Linked DNA regions of Homo sapiens: region 1 is linked to region 2. The links are chromatin loops, found by intact Hi-C in ENCODE. Cell type or tissue: PC-9. All regions are shown on one strand. Each heading gives the region's core, and the rest is flanking DNA. Links, peaks and the distances in the headings are about the cores only.

The links. A loop is a pair of places that touch in the nucleus more often than their neighbours do. Peaks named below come from ENCODE experiments on the same cell type or tissue, not always from the same donor. Only the 100,000 strongest peaks of a DNase experiment are listed, where the experiment ranks them.
Region 1: it touches region 2 in a loop (19-fold over the local background); 6 of 110 quality-filtered maps call a loop at or near these places.

Annotation. Positions count from the first base shown.
Region 1 is chr19:47,414,438-47,429,137 of GRCh38, forward strand. MEIS3 (Meis homeobox 3) reads right to left here and starts at 5,090. Exons shown (of 13, transcript NM_001301059.2): 1 at 4,633-5,090; 2 at 2,741-2,913; 3 at 2,367-2,526; 4 at 2,215-2,265; 5 at 614-664; 6 at 280-429. The coding sequence starts at 4,644. SLC8A2 (solute carrier family 8 member A2) reads right to left here. Exons shown (of 10, transcript NM_015063.3): 10 at 13,580-14,700. RefSeq lists enhancers at 3,184-4,176, 4,177-5,170, 13,397-13,965, 13,755-14,049, 13,966-14,533. In PC-9, for the core only: no CTCF peak of the experiment used is centred there; no DNase peak of the experiment used is centred there; H3K27me3 peaks cover 7,331 bases.
Region 2 is chr19:47,145,952-47,160,651 of GRCh38, forward strand. SAE1 (SUMO1 activating enzyme subunit 1) reads left to right here. Exons shown (of 9, transcript NM_005500.3): 3 at 4,251-4,424; 4 at 6,947-7,089; 5 at 9,163-9,262. It overlaps LOC124904730 (a long non-coding RNA gene), which reads left to right and starts at 10,719. Exons shown (of 2, transcript XR_007067277.1): 1 at 10,719-11,230; 2 at 12,445-14,700. RefSeq lists enhancers at 11,089-11,632, 11,633-12,174, 12,175-12,717. In PC-9, for the core only: CTCF peaks have their summits at 3,748 (motif pointing right) and 3,947; DNase peaks (open chromatin) are centred at 3,740, 6,490 and 6,870; H3K4me3 peaks cover 1,110 bases; H3K27ac peaks cover 4,554 bases.

The DNA.
Region 1 (14,700 bases), core at 2,549-10,548, 270 kb after region 2:
CTGAGTTGGTGTGGCTGTATGTGGACCTGTGTGGGTGTAGCTGAATCTGTGGGTGGCATCTGCAGCCGCTGGTGTGCGTGTGTCTGTGCACTGTTGCCCAGCCGCATCCGAGTCTGCGTAGCTGTTGTGTAGTGGGTGTGTGGCTGTGTGCATATGCGTGCCCTGTGATCAGGCTGACTGTGGCTTCGTCTGAGGCTGTGTAGTGCACATGCGCCCTCATGCGGTGTCCAGGCACAGCTGTGGCTGCAGGACGATGCCTGGTGCCCGTCCCGGGCCCACCTGGTCTGGGAGGCTGGGGCAGGAGGCTGGGTAGTCCTCGAAGTCCTCCCTGCAGCCGCCGTCCCGATCCTCGATGACCAGGTCGATGGGCATCTTTCCCTTGAGGCAGGTGATGTAGCGGTGACAGAAGTTGTCGCACAGGTCGTGGACCTGGGGGGGCACCGGGGTACTGGGGGGGGCCACCCACGGGGGCAGGGCGGGGGTGCTCAGGGACGGGGGCGGCATTCTGCTTCAACTCCGGTGGGGAGAGAGCTGGAAGGTGGGGGGCAGAGGCGACGAGAGGGGGTGGGATGACAGGGGCAAGTGAGGGTGTGGGGAGGTGAGACGCGCTCACCTTCTCCAGCTCCAGCAGGTGGAACCGCAGCACCTGGATGGCCTGGATCATCTGAAAACGTGGGCGGGAGGTGGGGGGAGACAGAGGGAATTGGGGGAGGGAGCAGGGAGGAAGAAGGAAGAGGAAGAGAAGGAGGAAGAGGAGACACAGAGAAACAGAAAGAGTGAGACAAAATGACAGGGACAGGGAGATGCAGCAAAGAGAGACAAAGACACCAGGTGCAAGGGGGAAAGAGAGAACAGAGATGCAGCCCAGAATTAAGGAAAGAGCAGATGTTAGATTGAGAGAAGCAAGAGACGAAAAAGGACCCATCACAAGCGGGGAGAGCTAAGGTGAGCCATGCTGACTGGCATTCCCATCCTCTGCCTGTTGGCCCCCAGCTCCAGGCCCCACCCACCTGCAAGCTACATTTCCCAGAACACTTGCCAAAGGGTTTGGCCAATAGGAAGCCCTGGCAAGAGCTTGGGGAGCAAAGGATGGGAGAAGCTGGGTATTCCTCCCTCCTTTCTTCTCTCTCTCTCTCTTTTTTTTTTTTTTTTTTGATATGGAGTCTTGCTCTGTTGCCCAGGCTGGAATGCAGTGGTGTGATCTTGGCTCACTGCAACCTCTGCCTCCCAGGTTCAAGCGATTCTCCTGCCTCAGCCTCCTGAGTAGCTGGGACTACAGGCGTGCACCACTGTGCCCAGCTAATTTTTGTATTTTTAGTAGAGACAGGGTTTCATCATTTGGTCAGGCTGGTCTCGAACTCCTGACCTCAGGTGATCTGCTTGCCTCAGCCTCCCAAAGTGCTGGGATTACAAGCATGAGCCACCGCACCCGGCCCTCTTTTTCTTTCTTTCTTTCTCTTTCTCTAGCTCTCTATGAGAGACAGGGTCTTGCCCTGTTGCCTGGGCTGGTATGCAGTGGAGCTGATCAAGGGTCACTACAGCCTCGACCTCTTGGGGCTCAAGCGATCCTCCCGCCTCAGCCTCCAAAGTAGCTGAGACCACAGGTGCATGCCACCACACCCCGCTAATTAAATGTTTTTGTAGAGGTGGGGTCTCGCTACGTTGCCCAGGCTGGTCTCGATCCCTGGCCTCAAGCTATCTCCTGGCCTTGGCCTCCCAAAGTGCTGGCATTACAGGCGTGAGCTGCCGCACCCAGCCTCCTCTCCTTGGGCAGCAGTCCCTGCGCTCACTTTGGCATAGGTGCTGATCTTCTGACGGATGGAACATCAGACACTTTTTGAGCCCTATTCTGTGCCAGGTGCTGTTCCACGCACTTGAATCGCATTCACTCATTAAACCCCCACAGCAGCCCTCCAAGACAGACATTACTACCAGCCACACTTCACAGACGGGACACCAAGGCACGGAGATGCAGAGTGACTTGCCCTGGGTCACAGAGCTGGTGAGTGGCAGAGCTGGGATTTGAACTCGGGCCATGGGTCCCGTTCTCAGACTCTAGGCTGTACCACACGGCACGTGGGCAACAATCATGACGGTTTGGGGACATGGACCAGGTGGCCTTCTCTCTGCACCCCCCCCACCAACCCCAGGGATGGGGCGTCAGGGAAGGAGACCCATTGGAGGAGGGGGTGTGGGGGAGGGCTCGGGTCTCACCAGATTGTCCAGTTCTGGGTTGGAGGAGAAGAGGGGCCTCTCAGAGCGAACCTGGGAGGGAAGAGAGAGGCCGGCAGGGGGATGTCCCGCCTTCCACCCACCCCTCCTCGCTGGCTCTCTGACTCGGTGTGTGGTGGGTGGGAGGTGCCCACCTGCTTGGCAAAGGCAGCGATGTCCTCGTTGAAGGAATCAGAGGAGCAGACGTCACCTCCAGGGGGTGTCCCCAGCCCAGCTCCGGCCCCGTCACGGGGAGAGCATGTAGCCAGTTCACATTTCTCAAAGACCAGGGCCAAGAGGGGGAAGAGCGGGTGTCTGGGGAGGCAGGAAAGGAGAGAGGTTGAGGGAGAGGCTGGGAGGTGGATGGAGGGGCTGCCAAGATGCAGAACAGCTGGGGAGGGGACAAGAGACCCAGAGAGGGAAGGAGACAGAGACTCGTACACAGAGAGAGACAGAAGCAGACCCAGGGAGCAAAGAAGCAGAAAGACAGAGAGAGAGAGACAGGAGCCTGAGACCCGGCCCCACTCACCCATAGATCTCATCCTTCTCCCTCTTCAGGCCGTCGCTGTCCAAGCCTGGGGGCAGGGGCTGGGGAGGCCGGTGCGGGCCATAGGGCCCTGGTACTGCGGGCACTGTCTCTGGGAAGCTAGCCAGGGCTGCGGGGCCATCCACGATGCCTGGGTAGTGCGGCAGCTCATCATACTGGGGGAAGGTGAGAAGAGAAGGGCGGAGCCCCAGGGAGGGGTCAGCACCCCGAGACTCGGCTGAGGAGCTTCTCTATCCTGGAACCCAGGAGATGCCCTTCTGTGTCCCAGAAACCTGCCTGTGGTCCCCAGGTGTCTGAGCCCCCAAGCTTGAAGCCCTCCAGGTCCCCTGGAGCTGCCTCGGTGGGGAGTGAGGACCCCGTCCAGGCAGAGATTCCTGACATGTGGGCAGGAGGACCCAGAGGGAGAGACGGCAGGGTCTGGCTGGGAGGGAAAAGAGATGGAGAAAGTGGCGTGAGAAGACAGTGACAGAGACAGAGAGAGAGACAGACAGAGAGGGAGATCCATGGACACCTCCTGTAGGAACCGCGCATTGTTGTACACAAAGTACACATACGAAGCCTCCCTGTCTTCTATTTCATTTCACAGTTGGCAGATAAGCGCATCAGAGTAAGTCTCAACAACATGTCACACTCCACTCGCCACGTGAATCTACCACACATGTAGACACAGCCATACACACCAACCCACGTGCACACTCATGTGTCAGTCACACCCAAATCCCCCCCCCCACACACACATGCACACACACATGCACACAGCCCAACACCAGGCACAAGAATGAATGCATGATTGAGACATTTGGCACATGGATGAATGAATGAATGAGGCATTTAGCACAGGGCCTGGCTCATGCTGTGAGCACTTGTTGCCGGAGAGGGTCACTCCGCACCACCATACAGACACGATTGCGCACCCAAGAGAAACACCATTATGGGGTAGGACGACCGCGTCCTGTCGTCACAGAACCATGCACCTGGGAAGCCAGGGGCACCTTCCTCTCATCAGGTCAAATCCCTTCCTCAGTGATGAAGACACGGAGGCTCAAAGAGGCAGCAGGACTCGCACGGGAAGAGGCTAGAACGTTCCTGCCTCGGACCCTCGCCTGGCTGGGCACCCTGGTTCTGTGTGTCCCACTCTTTCCCTCTCCCTCTTCTCCTAACTTCTCCTGTGCCCTGAAGTTGAATCCAACTGCTCCCCGCTGCTCAAGGCACTCTCACCAAAAGCGGTCCTCACAGCCTACCCGGAACCCCCAAAACGGGCGCGCGCCTCCTCCCCTGTCTTCTATCCCCGTTCCCATCCCCAGGGAGACAGGCTCCGTGGGGCCAGCAGCCTGGTGAGACCACCTCTCCCACCCCTGTCCCACTCCTAGCCCTGGAGAGGCAGGGGCGGCTTGGAACAAAAGTAGAGCGAAGGGAAGGACGGAGGAGAGCAGAAAAAAGGGGGGACGGTGAGGTGCGGGCGGCTGAGATGGAGGAGGAAGCCCAGGAACAGAGGAGAGAGACTGCGGGTGGGGGAGGGCAGAGAGAGGGGGATAGAGAGGCAGAAAGAGGGGGGAGACCAGGGACAGAGAGAGGGGGACAGAGAGGCAGAAAGGAGGAGGAGAGTGGGGCAGACAGAGGGGGACAGAGGGGCAGGGAGAAGGAGAAGCTAAACGATGGGGAGGAGGCGAGGCCGAGGGCCAGGAAGAGACACTTGGGGGCAGAGAGGGGGCACACAGGGACTGGGAGACCCAGGGGCGGAGGGAGGGGCAGAGAGAGAGCGAGGTGGTGTAGAGGACGGATGGGCTAATGGGGGCCAGCGCCGGAGAGTGGGGGATGCAGGGACAGGGGGTGCGGAAGCGGCCGGGACGCGGGGTCCCCGCCCCGAGACCTACCCTCCGGGCCATGGGCTGAGGCCGGCGGCAGCTCCTGGGTCCCTCCAGAGCCTGGCCGCGGGGGAGGGCGCAGCCCGGGGCCGCAGCCCCTGACGGCCCGCGGTGTTGACGCCAGGGGGTGGGCAGGAGGCCAGGCGCGCGCCCCCCCACCCCCGCCGCCGTCAGCGGCAGGCGCCGGGCCGGGTGGGGACTCCGCGCATGGACCCCGGCCCCCGCCCCCAGCGGGGGTCACGGCCAGGAGCGCATCGCCGCCGGGGCGGGGGCAGCAGGCGCAGGCGGGGCGCCCGAGGCCCCCTCCTCTGGGCCCCCCCCGTCCCTTCCCCGGCTCTGGAGGGAATCGAACCGTCCCGAGACGGACACACCGGGGACCGCAGGGGGCGGGGGGCGGCCCGGGGCGACGGAGGGTCCGGCGGCGGCTCAGGGGTGCTGGCAGCCGCGCTCCCCGTTCCCGGTCTCTCCCTTGTCTTGTGGAAATTAAACAGAACCACCAAGGAGCGGGATAGGGGATGAGCCAGAGTGAGCCTGCAGAGCTACAGCACGAGGGATTGGGGTTAGGGCAGCAGCAGCACTTCCGGTGGGAGTCGGGGAGGGGCAGGCTGTGGGGGGAGGAGAGGAAGAGACCGCGGCCCTGGTGCCCCCAGGCCCCTCCTCTCCTACCCAGGGCTGGGGTTCCTGCTCCGGGTTTCTCAGTCTCCCTCTTTCCCAGTCTCTCTCTCCTTGTCTCTCTCTGTCTCCGCTTCTCCCGTCCTTTCTCTCCTCTGGCTCTCTGTTCTCCGAGCCCCCTGGACACACCACGGACCCCCTCCCTGGCCATCTCCAGGGGTCACGTGGGAATCTGGAGTCTGGTCCCACCGTAGGCTCTCCCCTCTCTGAGGCTCGATTCCCCCTCTGCAGGATGGGCAGTGCGCTGGGGGCGGCGGGGGTGGGCTGTGGATAACGGAGAAACAGTTAAGCTAGAGGGTGCCAGGACTCAGGGTCTTGGCTGAGTCTGGGGGTCCCCATGCCGGCGGGCTCTGCCCCCGTGGCTGTCCTGCGGTGAGGCTGGCCGTTTAAGGCAGTCCGAGGGGAAGGGTCTGGAGGCCTTGCCTTTCCTCAAGGCCGGCGCACCCCAGATAGGGGTTTTGGAGCAGAAAATTAATTTAAATCACTTTTTAATTAAAGACACAAGGCCCTTTGGTCTGCTCCACCCCCACCTCACCCTCAGCCAAGACTTGGGGTGAGGGATGCAAGGGTTAGGAGTCTCTGGCTCTATTTGCTTTTTTGGGGGGTGGTGCATGCTAAGGTCCCCTTAGCCCAGGCTGATTCTGAAACCTAGAGGAGCAAGTGCGGCCTCATCTGACGGCCAGTGGTGGGGGGCGTGGACAGAGCAGGAAGGGAGGGAGGGGGCACCTGGGATGGGGATGGGGCCTAACTGGAGTGGGGAGGGAGGTAACTCCAGTGACGGTGTGATTCAGAGAGAGAGAGAGACAGAGACAGACGCGGGTGGGAGGAGAGAGAGAGAGAGGTGCAGACAGAGTGAGACAGACAGGAGGGGGAGGGAGTGGGGGACAGGAGCTCCAATAGAGACCCTGGAGTCGTCCCTGCCACCCCCAAAACAAGAGCAGGGGGCTTGGACTCTGAAGCATAAATCTTTCTAATTAAAGAAAGAGACGAGCTGTTGGGAAGGGAGAAATAAGTGTGTGGGAGAGAAATTGATTGGGGGAGGATGGAGGATGCCGGCGGGGGACGGAGGGAGCAGGGGGGAGGCTCCGGCTTTCTGAGGCTCTTCCTCCAGTCTTTCCCTCTGTCTGTCCATCCGTCTGTCTGTCCGTCTCTGTCTCTCGCTCTCTCTCTCTCTCTCTCACACACACACACACACACACACACACACACTCTCTCTCTCTCTCTCTCTCTCTCTCTCTCTCTTCCTGGCTGTCTCCCTTAAATAGTCCTGGGACCCTTCTGTTCCCAGGGGGAGGGAGCAGGTGGCGGCCAGGCCTGGTGCTGGAGCGGGGGTGCCTGTGTCACTGCGTCGCGGCTGCCTGTCGGCTCTTCGAGGGTGTGCTTGGGCCTCCCTGTGACAGTGTCTGGAAGCGTCTTCCCTGCCCGGCTGAGTGGCTCCCTGGGTGGCATCAGAGTGACCCCAGCTCCCAGTCTGCAGGGGTCTCCGCCCTCTAGCCCTGTCCTGCACCTGTTTTACAGACGGGAAGCGTGGAGCCCTCTATGAGTAGATCTGGGGGACCTCATGGGTCTCCCCAGCACGGGCTGGGCGATCTCTCAGCGGACTGGCCCTTCAGTGCCCCAACCTGAGCACCGACCACTGGGGCTATGCCCACCAGGCAGCCACGTCCCCCGGGGATCCGCAGTGGTCCCCAGGATCCCCTCTGAAAGCCTACAGGAGCAGACCGAATGAACGAGGATCCACCTTGGGTTCCTCCTGTCCTCTCTCTCGGGCCTGCTAGCCTCCTGCCTCGGTTTCCCCTCTTTATCAACCGCTCTGTGTCTGTCTCTCTCCTTCTGGGGGCCCAGGTTTGCTTCCTCCTCCTCATTCCAGGCTCTCTCTGAGAATCTGTGTCTCTGCTCAGGAGGGTGGGGGAAGAAGGGACCCTAAAAGACAGGCCGTCTCTGTCTCCATCTCCGCCTGGGCTATGTCTGTCTGTCTGTCACCTGGGCTGTGTCTGTCTGTCTGTCTCCTGGCTTTTTTTTTTTTTCTTGTATCTCTGTGTCTCTTTGTCTGGATGTCTTCTCTGCCTCATCTTTCTTATCTCTCTTTCTCTCCATCTTTCTCGGTCTCTCTCTCCAGGGGCCTCTGTCTCTTCTCCCTCCTTCCTCTCCCTCTCTCCGCCTCCCTGTCCCCCCCACCGTATCCTCCCTGGGCTTCTGTCTCCCTGGCTCTCTCCCCTCTCCTCCACCCGGGCCCTTCATAAATACATCGCCCCCTTCCCGTCCTCCCGCTGCCTGGCCCAGCTCCAGGAGAAGGAAACATTTATCTTGGTGGGGGCGCCCACCCCTGCGCCCGCCCCTCCGCCCGCTGGCCACGCCATCCATCACCCGAGCCCAGACTCCTGTGGCTCATTCGTCACCGGCCCTGACAAATGCCTGCCGCCCCCTTCCCCTCCCGCCCCACCAAGCAATCATACCATTAGCCACGGCTCAGCGGTGGCGGGAAGGACCCGGCCTGACCCGGGCGGGGGGCGGGGCACAGGCTGCGGCTCCCACCGAGACCCCTCTCTCCCTCTTTTCCTTCCCTTTCTATCTCTCCTCGCCCTCTCCGTCTTTTTTGTTGGAATCTGCTTTCCTCTGCCAGTTTCTCGCTGTGCCTCTGGGTCCTGTCTCCGGTCCGTCCTCCTCCTCATCCTCCTTTTCCTCACCCTCTCTCCTTCTCTCCTTCTGTCTCTGTCTCTCTCTTACTGAGTCTCTTTCCAGTTCTGACTCTGTCTCTGTGTCTCTCTATAACTGTATCTCTCTGTCTCTGCCCGTCTGTCTCTCCCTCTCTGTCTCTCATCTCTCTCTGTCTCTCCCTCTCTGCCTCTCCATCTCTCTCTCTGTCTCTCCACTCTGTCTCTCCCTCTGTCTCTCCCTCTCTGTGTCTCTTCATCTCTCTGTTGCTCCCTCTCTCTCTGTCTCTCCATCTCTGTCTCTCCCTCTCTCTCTGTCTCTCCATCTCTCTGTCTCTCCATCTCTCTCTGTCTCTCCATCTCTGTCTCTCTATCTCTCTCTGTCTCTCCTTCTCTCTCTGTCTCTTCATCTCTGTCTCTCCCTCTCTGTCTCTCCATTTCTTTCTCTGTCTCTCCATCTCTCTGTCTCTACCTCTCTCTCCATCTGTCTCTCCCTCTTGCTCTCTGTCTCTCCATTTCTCTCTGTGTCTCTCCTTCTCTGTCTCTTCATCTCTATCTCTCCCTCTCTGTCTCTCCATTTCTCTCTGTCTCTCTCTTTCTGTCTCTCCCTCTCTCTCCCTCTCTCTCTGTCTCTCCCTCTCTCTCCATCTCTCTCTGTCTCTCCCTCTTGGGGTCTGTCTCTCCATTTCTGTCTGTCTCACCATCTCTCTGTCTCTCCATTTCTCTCTGTCTCTGTCTCTCTCTGTCTCTCCATTTCTCTCTCTGTCCCTCCCTCTCTCTCTGTCTCTCCATCTCTCTCTGTCTCTCCATCTCTCTCTGTCTCTCCCTCTGTCTCTGTGTGTCTCTCTCCCTGTCTCTCCATGTCCCTCTGTCTGCCATGGGCTCTGTCGGCCCAGCCGTGCCTTTTAAATCTCTGGTCTCTGAGAGTACCCTCGGCGTTGGCCTCACTGGCTTTGTGTGCTGGGAATGGGGTGAGGGTCTTGCCCTGGCGCCCTGGGACGCCCGCCCCGCCCCGCTCCCCACCTCGCTCTCCTCCCTGGTGCTGTGTTCTGAGTCTCTGGGCTTCCTCCGTCTGCATCTTCTCTGCATCCTGTCTGTATCTCTGTCTCTGCTGCCTCTCCGGCCCCTGTGTTTTGTTCTTGGCTCTCTGCTCCCTCTCCAACTTCCCCTCCTCTTTTTGTGTCCCTTCTCCACCTCCTCCACCGTCTGTGTTCCCCCTCTACTGACCCCACCTACCCCTTTCAATCCACCACCCATGACATTCCCTTCCCCGCACTTCCCCAGGGAGAGAATTGCAGGGAGCAGGCAGGGAACGGGAGGCAAAGGTGGCGAGAAGGAGAGAGTGAGGAGGTACCTTGGGAGGCACTGAAGCCTGGAGCCTCATCCCTCTCTCCTTTGGCCATGTGTGCCTGGAAGTCCTCCCTAGTGTCTGATTTCAATCCTCAGGGGGACGGCAGAACGTGGAGGAGATGCCAGGTACCAACCCTTCCCGATTCCCTGGGAGAGGCCGAGGAGGGAGCTGGGGGCATCAGACCAGGAGAGAGGGCAACCTGGGCACAGTCAGTGCTGTGCTGGTGGCCACCCATTGCCTTACTGGAAGAGGGAGGTAGTGAGACCCCCGTTCTGGGAAGTAATCATAGCAGAGGCTGTCTCTGACCCACTCATACCACCTAGGACCCAACAGCATCTCTCACGCTGGCACCTGCGACCCTTCCCTGAATGCTTTCCAGACCAGGGTAGGAGGCGCTAGAAGTCAGCACCCCTAAAGAGGTCCTGGGCCACCATCAGACAGGAGTTAGTGGATACATAACCCAAAGTCTTCAGGTGGGGAACTCCAGAGTTCCCTGAGAGGTCCCCAGCAGGATGGAGACCTCATTGTCCACAGGGTGACCTGCTCATTCAACACTGCCTTTATTATTTATTTATTTATTTATTTGAGATGGAGTCTCGGTCTGTCACCCAGGCTGGAGTGCAGTGGTGTGATCTCGGCTCACTGCAGACTCTGCCTCCTGGGTTCAAGTGATCCTCCTGCCTCAGCCTCCCGAGTAGCTGGGATTATAGCCACCTGCCACCGTGCCCGGCTAATTTTTGTATTTTTAGTAGAGATGGGGTTTCACCATGTTGGCCAGGCTGGTCTTGAACTCCTGACCTCAGGTGATCCGCCCACCTTGGCCTCCCAAAGTGCTGGGATTACAGGCGTGAGCCACCGCGCCCAGCCTTCAACACCACCTTTAATGGTTTTCTTTCCCATCTCCCTCCAGTGCCTCCTGGGATCACCTCACAAATAAACTATTTCCCTCCCATCCTTGCTGTGGGCTGGCTTCTGTTGGTGCTCAGCCTAAGACGGTGGCCAGCGGGGGCATGATGGATGGGCAGAGAGGAAACAAAGGGAAAAGAGGGACCTCTCGTGGTGGTGAATCATATGTGTCTACGTGGCTAGGCTGTGCTGCCCTCATGTTCAGGCATCAGCCTAGATGTTGCTGTGAAGGGGTGTGTGTGTGTTTGAGACAGGGTCTTGCTCTGTTGCCCGGGTTGGAGTGCAGTGGTGCAATCTTGGCTCACTGCAACCTCTGCCTCCCGGGTTCAAGCGATTCTCCCACCTCAGCCTCCTGAATAGCTGGGACTACAGGTGTGAGCTACCACGCCCAGCCATTGTAAAGGTATTTTAAAAATGAGATTAATAGCCGGGCGCGGTGGCTCACTTTGGGAGGCCGAGGTGGGTGGATCACAAGGTCAGGAGATCGAGACCATTCTGGCTAATGCGGTGAAGCCCCGTCTGTACTAAAAATACAAAAAATTAGCCGGGCGTGGTGGCCGGCGCCTGTAGTCCCAGCTACTCATAGTCCCAGCCACTCGGGAGGCTGAGCCAGGAGAATGGCGTGAACCTGGGAGGCGGAGCTTGCAGTGAGCTGAGATCGCACCACTGCACTGCAGCCTGGGCGACAGAGCCAGACTCCATCTCAAAAATAAAAAAAATGAGATTAACATTTAATATCGATTGACTTTGAGTGAAGCAGATTGTATGGGTGGGCCTTATCCAATCAGTTGAAGGCCTTAAGACTGAGGTCCCTCCAGGAAGAAGGAGTTCTGCCTCCAGATGACTTTTAGGTTTTGCTTGGGTTTTGTTCATTTGTTTGTTTTTTGAGACAGGGTCTCACTCTGTCACCTAGGCTGCAGTGCAGTGGCATGATCATGACTCACTGCAGCCTCAACCTTGTGGGCTCAAGTGATCCTCCCACCCCAGCCTCTGGAGCAGCTAGGACTACAGGTGTGCACCACGATGCCTAGATAATTTTTATTTTTAGTAGAGATGGGGTCTCACTGTGTTGCCCAGGCTGGTGTCGAACTTCTGGGCTCAAACAATCCTCCCACCTTGGCCTCCCAAAGTGCTGGGATAACAGACATGAGCCACCACACCCGGCCTGGGAGGCTAATATATATTCATTTAATCCCCACGACAACCCTGTGACATAGGTACTGTTAGCATCATCATCACGCATTTTCCAGATGAGGGAACTGAGGCACAGAGAAAGTCAGCCGCTACACTATGCTGCCTCCCAGGACAATGTTAATCACTCCCAAGCTGACCCCATAGAGCTCTTTGCATCCAGGTGAGAATCATGACCTTCGGGGTGAGGTGACGGGACAGGTGTGAAAGTCCTCATGTTTTCCAAGCCTCAAGCTCTCAATGTGTCTCTCTTTGCAGCTGAGACCTTACTCATCTTCCTGCACCAAGACTCTACACCCCCTTTGTTTGCATTTGTTAAGATGAAGGTGTCCCAGACCTGGCACGATGGTTCACGCCTGTAATCCTTTGGGATTACAGTAGTTCACTTTGGGAGGCTGAGGTGGGTGGATGACCTGAGGTAAGGAGTTCAAAGGAGTTTGAGAACAGCCTGGGCAACATGGTAAAACCTGTCTCTACTAAAAATACAACAATTGGCCAGGTGTGGTGGCGGGCGCCTGTAATCCCAGCTACTTGGGAGGCTGAGGCAGGAAAATCGTTTGAACCCGGGAGGTGGAGGTTGCAGTGAGCCGAGATCGCGCCATTGCACTCCAGCCTAGGCAAAAGGAGTGAAACTCCATCTAAAAAAAAAAAAATTTGAAGGTGTCCCTTGTCCCATTCTACATCGTGGAACTCATCCTGTCCCATCTTTGCCCTTCTACCTGTGAAACTTTGGGCACATTGCTTCACCTCTCTGAGCCTTAGTTTCCTCTTCCGTGGAATGGGGTGATGTATAGAACTGGCAATAGGTTTAAGCAGATCATGCTTGGGGGGGTCCCCATCACTGCCAGCTGCTGTTAGCACAGGCCTCCCTTGCTTTCCTGTGCCCCTGTAGTCAATGCCCTCTACTGCTCCTCCAGCAACCTCCCCTCCTCACATCAGGACTCTCCAGAGAGTGATCTACATGCCCTGACTCAATTTCCCCACCTCCCACTGCAGATCAGTGCACCGTCTGCCCCTACACCTTCCACAAACCTGTTCTCATCAAGGCCTAAAGCCAAAGGTCGATTTTTTTTTTTTTTTGGTAGTGGGGAGACAGGGTTTTTCTCTGTCACTCAGGCTGGAGTGCAGTGGTGCAGTCCTAGCTCACGGCAGCCTCGACCTCCTGGGCTCAAGCAATCCTCCTGCTTCAGCCTCCTGAGTATCTGGGACTACAGGCACATGCCACCACGCTTGGCTAACTTTTAAAGTTTGTGGAGACACGAGGACTCGCTATGTTGTCCAGGCTGGTCTTGAATTCCTAGGCTCAAGCGACCCTTCTGCTTTGGCTTCCCAAAGTGCTGGGATTACAGGCGTGAGCCACCATGCCGTGGGCCTATTGTCTTACCTTGGACTTCAGGTTGGGTGCGGCCGGTGGGAGGAAGTGGCAGGAGACTAGCAGGTGGGAGCAGAATGAGGTCGAGGTGCTTACTCTCCCGGCGCCCCGCTATCCCCAGTGCAGGTTGGTGATGCCTGTACTCTTCTACTCTACAGACTCAGGTCCCCAGGTCTCTGCAGCCTCGGGTGCCTCTGCTCACCCCTTCTAGCCCAGGTATGGCAACTGCTCCCTCTGCTGCTAGCCCTGGGGTACTACACCTTCCCTCGTTTTCCCCAACCCTGCCCACTCCTCAGTAGCCCTTTCACCCAACTCTCCCTGGCTACTCCGTTTGAATGAACACACCACCTCTCTCCTGCCAAGATGCACTCCCTGAACTCCCTCACGCAGCCCCATCCATTCTCTCTCTCAACCACTCCCTTCTCACCATCGCCCTCCCACCCTCCTACTCCCCTCTCCCCTCGTCTGCTGCCTCTGTCCCTGCTCCAGCCTTGTCCCTGGTCTCCCAGCCCCCAGTAGCCAGGAGGAACGTCTCATAAAATAAATCAGGTGATATCAACCGCCTGCCTCCTTCCCCCACTTAAATCCCTTGCAAAGCTCCCCTTTACTCTTAGGATATATTCCAAGCTCCCTAGAGTGGCTGATAAAGTCTCTTATGATTTGTCCTCAAGTTCACTCCCCACGCACCCCATACCTCGTTCATGATAACCATTTCCAGGGCTCTGAAAAAGCCATTATCTCCCAACTCTGCACACCTTTACACAGGCTGTGTCCTTTGGCACAACACACACACACACACCCCTCCTCCTGTAGGATCTGAGAAAATTACTTGCTTTATTTAGGAAACCCCATCAACCCCAGCTCTTTGGCTCAGGCAAATGAACGTCTCTCTTTTGTGTTCCCAGGATGCCCATAAAGAGAAACAGTTTGTGGCTCATGCATGGGGGCGTGGCTAGTGGAAGCCCCTGACTGAAGCAGGAAGGCGTGGCTGAAGCACGACTGATAAGTGGGGGTGTGATTAGTGGAAGAGCTAGGCTGATGAATGGGGGCGTGGTTAGTGGAAACCCGTAATTGACGGATGCGGGCGTAGCAAGTGGAGGAGCTTGGCTGATGAATGGGGGCGTGGTTAGTGGAAACCCACGACTGACGAATGGGGGCATGGAGAGTGGAGGTGCGTGGCTTGTGGAAGCCCATGACTGATGGATGGGGGTGTGGCTAGTGGAAGAGCTAGGCTGACGGATGGGGGCGTGGCTAGTGGAAGCTCATTACTGATGGGGGCGTGGCGAGTGGAAGAGCTTGGCGGCTGGACCCCGGCGCTGCTGCTATATGTGGGTGTGTCCCGCAGACGACCGCGGGCCGCAAAAACCCAGATTACTTGGTTTAACAGTTGCCCAAATCTCAGTCAGAGACCTTATTAGCCCCCTCCTCCTGAATCCCAGCTTCCCACGGGACTGTTTTTCAGGCAGAATTTCAAAGTTTTATGGCAACTTTTACAGAAATCACAGAAAAGAGACAGCGACTGATGATGAGCTGGGGGAGAGAAGGGTAGTGGGTAACGGGTCTGGGATGTTGGGGCTGAGCACAACAGGACGATAGAATGCTGAAAACCTGTGGGAAGCAGAAAGTTATGGGGGTAGTTGGGTCATCCTAGGGGCCCAAGGAGTGGGTGGCACTGCCCAAATGTGTCCTTTGGGCAGGAAACATCAACAGTAAGAAAATGCAGATGGCCTACCGACAGATGGAAGGCCTCCAAAGTTAAAAATGCCCACCCAGATCCCTTGGCCCAGTCCCATCCCCCCACCCATCCCCACCCCCCATCAGGCAGAGATGTGGCAGCATTTGCTGGCTTGTAGCATTGGTCCTCTGGGACCCTCGGTCTCCTCTTCGAGGGTCCTGCCCGGATTGGCTGGCACTGAGGGCAAAAGGAACCT
Region 2 (14,700 bases), core at 3,232-11,231:
TTTTCCGGAAACCATAGCAGGCTCCCTGACTGAGGTTGTGGTACATGAAAGATTTCCTGGAGTCCTGATCTGAGCTAAGTCTTAAAGAACAAGGAGGGTTGTCAAGATAAGAGCCTGTGTTTTAGGCAGGGGACATAGCAGTGTCACAAAGGCACCCTACAGTGTGGTAGAAATGGAAGCTAAAAGTAGTTTGGTGTTTTTAGAGTGTGAGACCCAAAGTGGTGGGTAGGGACAGGTTGCTGGTGAAGTCCAAGTCAGGAGGGGCTCCTAGGAAGCCCCACTGTAAGCTTTTACTTAATCCTCTGGGTGGTGCAGACTCACTGAAGAGTTTCAAATGACAGGAAGGGTGACATGGTTAGCTTTGGGCTTTATGTGTAGATCAGTAATTACTGTATAAACTATGGTTGGCACAAAATACAGGGCAGAAGACCACTTAGAAGGCAGTTTTTAGTAGTTTAGGTGAGAGGTGAAAGTGGCCTTGCTGATAGGGATGGCAGGAAGCACACAGATGTGAGAAATAGATTTAGGTGGTAGAATTGGGAGGTCTGTGTATGGGAGCTTAAGGAAAGCCAGGAATAACCAGAGCAGCTGACACTGAAGGGGCTAGGCACTGTTCTCAGAGCTGCAGTTGTATTATCTCATTGAGTCCTCACAACACATCTGAGATCAAGGACCCATTACCATCCCTGTTTTACAGATGGGAAAACTGAGTAAAAGGAAGAAAAGTACTGGCCCATCCAAGGCCCCAGTAGTTAGTGGTACGGCCGGGACCCAGGCATCTGACTCCAGAGCCCATGTTCTCAGCCACCTCACTATGGACCACTCTCATGGAAATAGCAAGGATATGAAGATGAGGCTTCTGGCTTGAGTGACTGGGTGGGTGGCTGGTGGACTCCGGAGACAGCACACAGAAGCAGGCAGACATGTAGGGTTTATGGATATCTGAGAGAAAACGGCTGGTGGGCAGTACAGTAGAGAAGACTCAGGTGGATCAGGAAGAAATCTGCACCAGAAAGAGTGATTTGAAAAATAACAGCAGATTTTGGTAGAAACTGAAAGAGGCATTGAGTTGGTTTATGGAGCTATACAGAGTGGAAAGATAAGTAATTCTGAGATGGAAGCTTGGGGACAGCCACACCTAAGAGGGCCCAAATTGAGACTAGAATGTGTAGCACGAGAGGAGAGCAAAGCAAGGAAGGTGTGATCTGTGGACTGATAGTGATGAAATGATAATTGTATGTGTATGGGTTTTTTTTTTTTTTTTTTTTTTTTTTTTGAGGCAGTCTCACTGTTACCCTTGCCGGAATGCAGTGGGCATGATCATGGCTCACTGTAGCCTTAACTTCCTGGGCTCAGGGTATTCTCCCACTTAAGCCTCCCAGTAGTTGGGACTACAGGTGCACGCCACCACACCTGGCTAATTTTTTGTATTTTTTGTAGAGACTGGGTTTCATGATTGTTGCTCAGGCTGGTCTTGAACTTTCTGGGCTCAATTATATGTTTTTTTTGTTTGTTTTTTTGAGATGGAGTCTCACTTGTCGCCCAGGCCGGAGTGCAGTGGTGAGATCTTGGCTCACTGCAACCTCCGCCTCCTGGGTTCAAGTGATTCTCCTGTCTCAGCCTCCCAAGTAGCTAGGATTACAGGCGTGTGCCACCACACCCGGCTAATTTTTGTATTTTTAGTAGAGATGGGGTTTCACCATGTTGGCTAGGCTGGTCTCGAACTTCTGACCTCAAGTGATCCACCCACCTCAGCCTCCCAAGCTGCTGGGTTTACAGGTGTGAGCCACCGTGCCCAGCCTCAACTGTATTTTTTTTTTTTTTTGAGACAGAGTCTCGCTCTGTTGCCCAGGCTGGAGTGCAGTGGCGCGATCTTGGCTCACTGCAAGCTCTGCCTCCCGGGTTCACACCATTCTCCTGCCTCAGCCTCCCTAGTAGCTGGGACTACAGGCGCCCACCACCACGCCTGGCTAATTTTTTTGTATTTTTTAGTAGAGATGGGGTTTCACCGTATTAGCCAGGATGGTCTCGATCTCCTGACCTCGTGATCTGCCTGCCTTGGCCTCCCAAAGTGCTGGGATTACAGGCGTGAGCCACCACGCGTGGCCCTCAACTGTACGTTTTTATCCATGTCCTCGTTTTATATGGGATTCCCACATTCTTGCTGAGGTTCACACAGTTGTTGAGCCAGGATTTGAATCAAAGATTGAATCCAGCCTGAATTATTTCAGAGCCTTACTGTTAACCATTGTGTGGTACAGCTTCTCAGCACATAATGAGATCCCTGAAGAAGCAGGATGGAATGGGTCAAGGATACAGGGTTAGCCTAGAATGGGAAGTGGGCCAGCTCATTTTCTTGGAGGAGAAGGTAGTAAGATAGAGAGTGTGCTGTGGATGGTTGGTAGGAGGTGTTGAGGGGAGATTACTTCTGTTGTACCTAGTCTTGGTGAAGGTGGCAAGGTTATTTGCAGAGATTAATGGTTAAATTAGATGTTTGATGTGTGAAGAAATACTTTGAGAGCAGTATGGAATCTGTAATCTTACTGGTGGCTATTAGGGGATTATATTATCCTGTCTTTGAGGCTCTGCTCTGCTGATGTTCAGCCTTAGGGGTGAAATAATTCCTCTGTTCCAGTCCCCACTCATCTCTCCACCTCTCTGAGTTCTTTTTTTTTTTTTTTGAGACAGAGTCTCACTCTGTTGCCCAGGCTGGAGTGCAGTGGCACGACCTGGGCTCAATGCAGCGTCTGCCTCCCAGGTTCAAGCGATTCTCCTGCCTCAGCCTCCCGAGTAGCTGGAATTACAGGCGTGTGCCACCACGTCCGGCTAATTTTGTATTTTTAGTAGAGATGGGGTTTCACCATGTTGGTCAGGCTGGTTTTGAACTCTGGACCTCAGGTGATCTGCCTGCCTCGGCCTCCCAAAGTGCTGGGATTACAAGCGTGAGCCACCGCACCTGGCCATAGTCTATCTATGTTTTTTAAAAGTTCATTTCAAGCATTCTTAATTGTGTCTGATTTTTGCACAAGTTTGATTTTTTTTTTAAGTTTTCTCATGAGGTTGCAATTTTTGTTGTTTTTTGAGAGAGGGCCTCTCTGTGTTGTCCAGGCTAGTCTTGAGCTCCTGGCCTCAAGCAGTGATCCTCCTGCTTTGGCGTCCCAAATTGCTGGGATTACAGATGTGAGCTACTGTGCCAGGCTGCACTGGTCTACTTTTTTTTTTTTTTTTTTTTTTTTTGAGACGGAGTCTTGCTCTGTTGCCCAGGCTGGAGTACAGTGGTGCAATCGCAGCTCACTGCAACCTCCGCCTCCCCTGTTGAAGTGATTCTCCTGCCTCAGCCTCCTGGGTAGCTGGGATTACAGGCACACACCACCACACCTGGCTTATTTTTGTATTTTTAGTAGAGATGGCATTTCACCATGTTGGCCAGGTTGGTCTCAAACTCCTGACCTCAGGTGATCCTCCTGCCTCGGCCTCCCAAAGTGCTGGGATTACAGGTGTGAGCCACCGTGCCCTGCCCACACTGGTCTAGTTTTAAACCACTGGAAGACAGAGATTTAATCCTTTAAACTACTTGTGTATTTCCCCAAATGCTTATAGTTGGGCACATGCTAAGTATTTAGTCAATTCTTGCCACTGTTAATCAGTCATTTGTTAGCAGTTACAAATTTGCATAGAAGAAGAAAGCATGGATTTTTTTGTTGACAGTGAATTTTCTTTATAAACACAAGGGGGTGCTCTTTAACCATCAATGACCAGTTTAAAAAAAGTTTAAAGTCATTTTAAAGCCTTAGAAGGAAGCCTGCATAAGGCAAATTGCTACAGGAACAGTAATACATTTTAGGGCTGTGCACAGTGTTTCATGCCTGTAATCTCAGCACTTTGGGAGGCTGAGGCAGGCGGATCACGAGGTCAAGAGATTGAGACCATCCTGGCAAACGTGGTGAAACCCTGTCTCTACTAAAAATACAAAAATTAGCTGTTGTGGTGGTGCGTGCTTGTAGTCCCAGCTACTTGGGAGGCTGAGGCAGGAGGAGAATCATTTGAACCCAGGAGGCGGAGGTTGCAATGAGCCGAGATCATGCCACTGCACTCCAGCCTGGTGACAGAGCAAGACTGTCTCAAAAAAAAAAAAAAAAAAAAATTTAGGTGGTAGGTATTTTAGCTATCCTTTAAAATTTAAAGATTCTTTTTAAGATTTATTTTCCCTAAAAATACAAGACTTAAAAAAATATGTGTATTATTCCTAGGTAACTCCAGAAGATCCCGGAGCTCAGTTCTTGATTCGTACTGGGTCTGTTGGCCGAAATAGGGCTGAAGCCTCTTTGGAGCGAGCTCAGAATCTCAACCCCATGGTGGATGTGAAGGTGGACACTGAGGATATAGAGAAGAAACCAGAGTCATTTTTCACTCAATTCGATGCTGTAAGTTTCTTATTATAAAATCTGCTGTGGGAATTAAACAAATTAAGGTGCTAGTTGTATATACTTTCAAATCCCAAAGCAATCTGAGAGCATTCAAATATCAAATTCTGAGCTTTTTCCCAAGAAAATGTATAAGCTGTTCTATTGTTTAGGCTTAGTATATTGTGTGAATGTGTTGCTAGAGAGGTCCAGTCTGTTGCATCTGCTGTAGTTGTTGGTGACTTGCTGTCTGCTGGCTTCTTCTCTGGGCATATGTTCCCTCAGCCAGGTTTCGTCTTTGGTGTTTTGTCTTCCTTCCAGAATCTTTGCACATAACTTTAATCCATGTTATTGCAAATGTTTTCTTCCGAAAACTTAACAAGTTGGTGATTAATTTCTGTGGCAGCGGCATTTTTTTGTTAGAAATATCAAACTACAGCTTGTGTTTTGTCTTAAGAAAAGCACACCTGATCTTGATCTATGTCTGTCTGTCTGTTTCTCACAGTCACATTGACCATGTTGCCATGGATAACTAGAGAAAAATCACTGTAGTCGTAAGTCAAATGAGGCATATCCAGCCTCATTTAGTTTCACTGCCAAATCTATGCGGAGGTGAAAGGATAAATTCTTTGTCAATATCTGCAACCTTTCAGACATAGTTCCCTGCATTCTGGAAAAGCTTAACAAATCTTGATAAATGTGAAATAGTCATAGATGAGCTACTAGTTTTTTAAATGAAAGGCCCCAGTATGTTACATGAGAGGTTAGAATTTGGGTTGGGTAGTTTTTTTTTTTTGCACCTTTTTTTATTTGAGATGGAGTTTTGCTCTTGTCGCCCAGGCTGGAGTGCAATTGTGCGATCTTGGCTCATGGCAACCTCTGCCTCCTGGGTTCAAGTGATTCTCCTGCCTCAGCCTCCCAAGTAGCTAGGATTACAGGCACTCACCACCATGCTGGGCTAATTTTTTGTATTTTTAGTAGAGATGGGGTTTCACCATGTTGGTCAGGCTGGTCTTGAACCCCTGACCTCAGGTAATCCACCTGCCTCGGCCTCCCAAAGTGGTGGGATTACAGGTGTGAGCCACTGCACCTGGCCTGTTTTTTACACTTTTCTTTCTTTCTTTCTTTCTTTTTTGAGATGGAGTCTCACTCTGTCGCCCAGGCTGGAGTGCAGTGGCATGATCTTGGCTCACTGCAACCTCCGCCTCCCTGGTTTAAGCAGTTTTCTGCCTCAGCCTCCCGTTTTTACACTTTTCTATTTCATATGTGCATCTGTTCAAATATGGGCTTGGAAGGATGGATCATCTGTGCATTTGTCCTGTTTTCTTTTTCCTAGTCCCTTCTATTTTTTAACTTGAGGTATTGGGACACTTTCCATTTGGACATAAGTCTTCATTTTCTTATCTGTAGTAACCACATTTATTTTATGCCAGGTGTCCCTTGAACTTGTAGAGTTAGAGGGTTTGTTAAAACTGAAGTGTGAGGCCAGTTGATTGTGTAATGCGTGTGCATGGGGCCATGTTGACCGCCTTGCAGGCCGTGTTTGGCTGGTCCTTGCAGGTTTTATAGTTACTTTAGACTCTGCAGGGTTCCATTTGATCAATTGGTTGCATGTTCACCTGTGGATTTCTTACTTTTTAGATGGGATTTTTCCTTGGGTGGCTGCATTCTTTGAAACACCAAAGGAACACATTTCTCTGTGAGTGTTATTTCGGTATTCAGGCTGCTAGACAACAGCAAAGAGGGTCTATCAAGTGAAAATGTCCTTTTGTTCAGGAGAAAGCATGTGCAATTTGGAAGTTGTCTTTTGACCATGATCACAAAGCTTCTCCCGAAAAGATGGTATTTTGTGCAGTAGAACTTAGCCATTTCCAATACCTCAACTTACTGGAATACAACCTGGAGGCCCCAGAGCAACACTGATAATTCCACTGAGTGGATCACCAGTTCATTGTCTAAGCCTGAATGGAAGGTCACTTGGTCTGTAACCTTTTCTTTTGTCCTTAAATTCAGATAAAGTTTCACACCGCAATCTGTGGAAAAATGATCTCAACAGGACTTGTTTATCTTCTTTATCTTAACATATCAATCAAAAGGAGGGGGGTAAAAAGCCCTTGTATTTAAACATGACCTTTGGGTCAATTTAAAAAACTGGTTTTGCTTGTCCCTGTAGCTTATTTGGATTTTAATAGATTTAGCAGTATAGAAACAACTTGCTAAGTTATTTTTTTTATGAGAACTATGAAATGTGTATATGTTCGTGGATTACAGAAAACATTTGTTGAATGGCTTTTACTTTTTAGCTAAACACATTTTATTTTGGCTGCAGAACGTGACGGTCTCATAACTTATATTTTCTACACATTGAAACCTGCAACTTTTCTTTTGTCTTCTAGCCATAGGGCCCAAAGAACCTGTTGTACCAGTTTGAAACATGCTTTGAGCATGCCCAGAGAGACTGTTCATTAAGATTTATTTAGACATCAGGGCAGTGATTCACAGTTTGCAAAACTCAAACCCAGCCAATTTCTTTCTTTCTGCAGGTGTGTCTGACTTGCTGCTCCAGGGATGTCATAGTTAAAGTTGACCAGATCTGTCACAAAAATAGCATCAAGTTCTTTACAGGAGATGTTTTTGGCTACCATGGATACACATTTGCCAATCTAGGAGAGCATGAGTTTGTAGAGTAAGTGTTGGGAGAGGAGGGGAGAACATAACATTTTCTCCTTTTTATACTTTTTTTTTTTAAATTATGTATTTATTTATGTGTAGAGACAGGATCTATGCTATGTTGTTCAAGCTGGTCTTGAACTCCTGGGCTCAAGTGATCCTCCCACCTTGGCCTCCCAAAGTGCTGGGATTATAGGCATGATCCACTGCGCCTGGTCTGCTGACATGTTTTCAAGTTGAGAGATAGTAAAATGATTACAAAATAGTTGGGCGATTCTGGAGGCATATTCAACCAAAGTCTACCTTGGAAAAGGTGTCCAATATCCAGAGAGACTCCTCTGGTAGAACAAACAGACCTCATCCTCTCATTTTGAACACTGAGGCTGCAGAACTTGGTAATTCTTACATGACAGGACTTGCCGTGTTTTGACTTTGTAGTCTCTAGGTGAAAGATGGCAGATGATACATTATTGTAAAACTATATGAGTTAGGTATTTTGGCTGCAGTTTCTGACCACCCCCTCCAAAACCCTCCAACTTGCTAATTGAGAGGGAAAGACAGGCTCTGTGAGATAGGAGCTTCCTACCAAGAGACTGAGAACTCTTCTCTTGTTCAGCCTCTCAGGCAAGTCACTGAAATTTCTCTGGTCTCCAAGTTTCTTGCCTGTAAAATCAAGATGGGGGAAGGACAGTCATGTTCCAGACATCTCCTAACTCTAGTGTTTTATGGCTTTAGGATAATCTAGTTCTTTGGGCATATTATTATTATTATTATTTTATTTTTTGAGACGGAGTTTTGCTGTTGTTGCCCAGGCTGGAGTGCAATGGCACCATCTCAGTTCAGAACAATCTCTGCCTCCTGGGTTCAAGCCATTCTCCTGCCTCAGCCTCCGGAGTAGCTGAGATTACAGGCATGCGTCACCATGCCTGGCTAATTTTGTATTTTTAGTAGAGACAGGGTTTTTCCATGTTGGTCAGGCTGGTCTTGAACTCCGGACCTCAGGTGATCCACCCACCTCGGCCTCCCAAAGTGCTGGGATTACACAGGCGTGAGCCACCGCACCCGGCTATTATTATTATTTTTGAGACGGAGTTTTGCTTTTGTCACCCAGGCTGGAGTGCCATGGCACGATCTTGGCTCACTGCAACCTCCACCTCCTGGATTCAAGTGGTTCTCCTGCTTCAGCTTCCTGAGTAGCTGGGACTGCAGGCACCCGCCACCATGCCCGGCAAATTTTTGTATTTTTAGCAGAGACGGGGTTTCACTATGTTGGCTATGCTGGTCTTGAACTCCTGACCTCAGGTGGTCCACCCACCTCAGCTTCACAAAGTACTAGGATTACAGCCACCATGCCTGGCTTCTTTGGGTATATTATAAAGAAGTTATAGTAGTGGGAAGCAATCCAGATTATTTTAACATAAGCTGCCCACAGCAGAGGGGCAGAATTAAGTTTGGCTTTTTTTTTTTTTTTTTTTTTTTTTTTTTTCTGAGACAGACTTTCACTCAGTTGCCCAGGCTGGAGTACAGTGGCGTGATCTCAGCTCATTGCAACCTCCTCCTCCTGGGGTCAACCAATTCTCCTGCCTCAGCCTCCCAAGTAGCTGGGATTACAGGCGCCCACCACCACGCCCGGCTAGTTTTTTGTATTTTTAGTAGAGACGGGGTTTTGCTATGTTGGCCAGGATGGTCTCAAACCCTTGACCTCAGGTGACACGCCCGCCTTGGCCTCCCACAGTGCTGGGATTACAGGCGTGAGCCACTGCACCCAGCCAAGTTTGGCTATTTATTTCATGATTCAAGTAGAGTGTTTACAAAGTAATCACTTTGATTTATTGAGAGCAGCTGTGTGCCCAGCAGTGTGCTGAGCAACTTACGCTGCTCTGTTTTTCCCACAATAATTTCCTGAGTGCCCAACAGTGTACCAGACTCATCATGTTATCAATGGCAGAGCTCGATTTGAACCGAGATCTGACTCCAAAGCTTTTGCCCTTAACCACCATCCCGATCTGTGACCTGGAGAGGCTTTTTTTGATTCCAATAACATGATTCCTAGGGTAAAATTACATTCTCTCCCCTTGTCACCCTCTAGGGAGAAAACTAAAGTTGCCAAAGTTAGCCAAGGAGTAGAAGATGGGCCCGACACCAAGAGAGCAAAACTTGATTCTTCTGAGACAACGATGGTCAAAAAGGTATGTGTAACGTGGGGGCAGAGGTCAGAAACCCTGGGGCCTTGGAGGGGTCAGGCAATGACGATTGAAAAGGATAAGAGCAAGCACTTCTTGAAGGGGTGGGGCGGGTGCTTGTCCCATCTAAAGGGAGGCTGCCACAGCTTAGTGTCAGCCAGCTGTTGCTGTGAGGGAATGTGGGCCCAGTGATTCCAGATGGGATTTTTCAAGACAATGAGAAATGCAAACTTTTGTAGGCTCTGTCCCAAACTTTTTTTTTTGTGTGTGTGAGATGGAATTTTTTCTTGTCGCTCAGGCTGGAGTGCAATGGCATGATCTCGGCTCACTACAGCCTCCACCTCCTGGGTTCAAGCAATTCTCCTGCCTCATCCTCCCAAGTAGCACCCCTGGCTAATTTTTTTTTGTATTTTTAGTAGAGACGGGGTTTCACCATGTTGGCCAGGCTGGTCTCGAACTCCTGACCTCAGGTGATCCACCCGCCTCAGCCTCCCAAAGTGCTGGGATTACAGGCGTGAGCCACCATGCCCGGCCCCATACCCTTTTTTTTTTTTTTTTTGAGATGGAGTCTTGCTGTGTCCAGGCTGGAGTGGCACAATCTCAGCTCACTGCAACCTCCACGTCCCAGGTTCAAGAGATTTTCCTGCCTCAGCCTCCCAAGTAGCTGGGACTACAGGTGTGTGCCACCACACCCAGCTAATTTTTGTATTTTTAGTAGAGACGGGGTTCCACCATGTTGGCCAGGATGGTATTTATCTCTTGACCTCGTGGTCCACCTGCCTCAGCCCCACAAAGTGCTGGGATTACAGGCATGAGCCACCATGCCCGACCAGAAAACTTTTTTTTTTAAAGCAGCAAAACACCAGCCCTGGGTTACAGTAGCAAGACCCCGTGTCTACAAAAAAAATGTAAAAATTTGTCTGGCGTGATGGTGAGCACCTGTAGGCCCAGCTACTCATAGGCTGAGCTGGGAGGATTGTTTGAGCCTGGGAGGTGGAGGCTGCAGTGAGCCATGGTCACACCACTGCACCCCAACCTGGGCCACCTAGCAAGATCCTGTCTAAAAAAAAAAAAAGCAAAACAAAAAATTTTTTGTATTTTCTCTACTAACAATACAAAAATTAGCTGGGCAAGGTGGTGCGTTGCTTGTAGTCCCAGCTACTTGGGAGGCTGAGGCAGGAGAATAGCTTGAACTGGGGAGGCGGATGTTGCAGTGAGCCGAGACGGCAACACTGCACTCCAGCCTGGCGACAGAACGAGACTCTGTCTCCAAAAAAAAAAGTTTTCTTTGCCTGTTTTTTTCCTTTTGCCAAATAACCTTTAATAAGAAAAATCCTTCAATGTTGTCTTGCTGTGTCCAGGCTGGAGTGGCACAATCTCAGCTCACTGCAACCTCCACGTCCCAGGTTCAAGAGATTTTCCTGCCTCAGCCTCCCAAGTAGCTGGGACTACAGGTGTGTGCCACCACACCCAGCTAATTTTTGTATTTTTAGTAGAGATGGGGTTCCACCATGTTGGCCAGGATGGTATGAATCCTCAGATTCATATTTGTTAATGTAGTTTATATTAGGGGCTCAGCCTCTATTTGGATTAGGTGCAATAATTACATTTATAGAAAGGAGTGGAGAAGGGATCAGAAGACGATGGTTTCTGTAGCTAGTGCTGGAATCTGAGATGGGAACCATGCGATGGGGAAAGCAAGATGAAGGGGCCAGAATTGGTTTCATTGAACTGAGAGGAAAGACATGACCAAGCCCATATTTACTCTTTGCTTTGTAGATTTAAATGTTGAGAAAGAAAAACAGCTGGTCAGAATGTTGAGTTAAATTACGCTAACGAGGGGATTCTAAAGAGTGCAGAAACCACAAAAGAGACTGCAGAAAACCACAAAAGTGGAACTCTCAGACTCTCCAGCAAGGCGGCGTTGGAGATTTTCTTTCTCATTTTGTGTTTGTGTTGGAGTAGTTTGGTGCTGTAAGTGTGATACAGAGGAATTAAGCCCTAATTTTAGTGTCTATTCACAGAACCATAATTATCCAGAGTGAACCTTGGTGTTTTGGCCAAAACTTGGGTGCCTTTCTTTCTTTTTGAGGCCCAGTCAAGATTTATCTGAATAGCTCCGTGAATTTGGTGGGGGGAGATAAATTGTTAACAAACGGAGGAGTACAAAAGCTGCTTTGTGGGTGCTGTCAGTTTATAAATCACACCCTCTTACAAGTGTGACACTTGGCCTTGGTGTGAAGGGTTTTATGGCTTAAGGGCCTTCTCTGATTGAGGCAGGTCTTTCACATTCAAATGGAGAGAGTGCCTAGCTTTGTTAGCCATTCACAGCTGGAAGTTTCCCTGGAGTCAGTTCTGATGGTGCCCACTGGGGTGGATCTGGAAACCTCTTTTGGGAACCACTTTATCTCGCTATGAGGAGAATGTGGGCAGCCCAGGCCTTTGCCCACCATTCCGGAGGGCCCTACAGGCACAGAGGTTTTTGTGCAGCCTCTTCCTACGTGGAGCTGAGCTGGAAGGTATCAAAATATTCCCCAGCTGACATTGTTAGTCAGCTGTTACACTTGAACAATGCAGGCTCGGATTCCAACCCCAAGCCCTTAAGGTTACGAGGCATTCAGTGCATTCCTGCTGACAATCCCTGGGATTCCAAACCTTGCCTTTGTGCAGCCTCACCAAGGGCCCTGCGGACCGACTGGGCTGGACTGGGTTTTGGCCATGGCTTTGTCACCTTGCAATAACATGCCTCCTTCCGTTTTGGCACAGATGGCCCTGTGATTTCAAGGTTCTCTTCCAACACCAAAGATTCCTTGATTCAGATGCTGCCCTTTTGCCTAATTGTACAGAATAACTAGTTGGGTTGTGCTCAGAGAGTGCAGGGTGGGGGTGGGGAAGCAGCTACTTCCTGTTTCCTGTGAAAGGTTTTCTGGTTAGGGTTCCCTTCCCCTCCCCGCTTTCCCTAGGTTTAACCAAAGGTTGTAAAGCCACTTTTGCTTCAAGGTACACTTTGTGCTCCTAAATTAGTAACGTTGAAAAACAAAAAGGAAAAACAGCCTGTGGTTTTCACACCCTCTAGGAAGCTGGTGGGCCTTTCTAGCACCTGTGCCATTCTGATAAATAAGGGCTTAGGAAAATGCCTAGCCCAGAAATAGGTGCTCAGTAGTTTGTTTGCTTCCTTTGGTGCTCAGGAGAAGATTTGAGACGGATTTCGTCACAATCAGGTCTCGGGCACAAGCCTCACATGGACACTGACATGCAGGAGCCAGAGGAGACAGCAATGAGGTGGTGGTAAGGAAGTGCCCAAAAAGGTTTCCCAGAGGAAGAGTTGTTTGTGTTGGCATGTGAGGGACAAGCTTTCCAGGCACCAGAGCCAAGAGCAGTGCTCTGTCCGAGGAAGTAGGATAAACCGAAAGACGGACGTAGGGGCAGAGTTGCTGTGGCTGCCCTCACTGCCGCAGCCAGCTCCTTCCATGAGTTGCAGAATGCCTACTGTGTGCAAGGCACTGTGTTGAGTGCAGGGAATCACATCCAGTCTTGTTGTCCCCATCTATAGCTGATAAAGAAGCTATGAGAAATTAAGTGACCTGACCAAGGCCACACAGCTGTGGAAGAAGGGGCGAGAGCATAGACAGTGGGTAAGGGCATAGGCTCACCCTATGATTTACAAAGAGGGATACCCCTGAAGTTGCTAGGGTAACGTGACATATTAGGAGGATGGTGGGATAAAATATGTGAACATCGGGATCATTCTGGAAAACCTTTAGGATAAAAGGCCACTGTCATGCTCCCATGTTCACGTTTCTTTATTGTGAGTTATCTGTGTTAGGTGCTGCCAGAGATGATGAGATGCCTGACAGTGGTTACTCTGTAATAGCTCTTTAAAAATTAAAGACAAAGTAGGGTTTGTTCCTGACTGTACTAGAAATACAGATTTAATTTTACCTCTGCTCCTGAAATAGGTGACTAATTTGGAGTACTATTAATACTCTTTTCATGAATTAGTTGAGAAATTCCACAGTTGAGGAGTGATTCATTCTTTTGACTCCCTCTTTCTGAGCAATTTGTTGACAGCCTTCTCATCCTCTCTTACACCCGTCATTAAAGAAACAGTCGAGTTCTTTTTCTTTCATGTGGTACCTTGGTTTCCACTGCTGGTGGCCCTTAGGTTGCTTGTCTCTGTCTCCCCGCTTCCATTTTAAGCTCCATAGGGGGAAGGTAGTCTTGTTCACTGCTAGACTCCTAGTCCAGTGTGTAGCACAGTCATATCCACGGAATATTTGTTCAGTGTACTGGTGGCTGTTAACTGCAGCATAATCCAGCAACCCTGGAGATTATTTTCTTCCTTTTTTTTTTTTTTTCTTTGAAGCAGGGTCTGACTACTCTGTCACCTAGGCTGAAGTGCAGTGGTTCAAACACTGCTCACTGCAGCCTCCCAAGTAGCTGGAATTACAGACATCCACTACACCTGGCTAATTTTTAATTTTTAAAAATTATTATTATTTCTGAGATGGAGTCTTGCTGTGTCACCCAGGCTGGAGTGCAGTGGCACAATCTCAGCTCACTGCAGCCTCTGCCTCCTGGGTTCAAGCAATTCTCCTGCCTCAGCTTCCGGAGTAGCTGGAACTGCCAGTGTGTGCCACCACACTCGACTGGTTTTTGTATTTTTAGTAGAGACGGTATTTCTCCATATTGGCCAGGCTGGTCTCGAACTCCTGGCCTCAAGTGATCCGCCCACTTTGGCCTCCCAAAGTACTGGGATTATAGGCGTGAGCCACAGCTTCCAGCCTGATTGTTTCCATTTTAAAAAAGAGTAATTGAAGTAACCTTTGTTACCAATGAAATGAATTAACCTTCTAGTATATTAATTCTCACGGTTTAGGTTATTTGAACTAAGCTGAGAGAACAGAATACCAAAGAAGACAATAGACTTGCCCAGAAATATTTAGAAGTAAGTCACTCAGTTGCCTGGATTGGAACCCTCAGGCCAGAGAGGTTCAAAATCCTGCATTTTTTTTTTTTTTTTTTTTTTTTTGAGACAGAGTCTCACTCTATCACCCAAGCTGGAGTGCAATGGTGCGATCTCGGCTCACTGCAACCTCCGCCTCCCGGGTTTAAGCGATTCTCCTGCGTTAGCCTTCCGAGTAGCTGGAACTACAGGTGCGCGCCACCACGCCCAGCTAATTTTTTTTTTTTTTTTTTTTTTTTGAGATGGACTCTCGCTCTGTCGCCCAGGCTGGAGTGCAGTGGTGCGATCTCAGCTCACTGCAAGCTCCACCTCCTGGGTTCATGCCGTTCTCCTGCCTCAGCCTCCCGAGTAGCTGGGACTACAGATGCCCGCCGCCATGCCCGACTAATTTTTTTGTATTTCTAGTAGAGATGGGGTTTCACCGTGTTAGCCAGGATGGTCTCGATCTCCTGACCTCGTGATCCGCCCACCTCGGCCT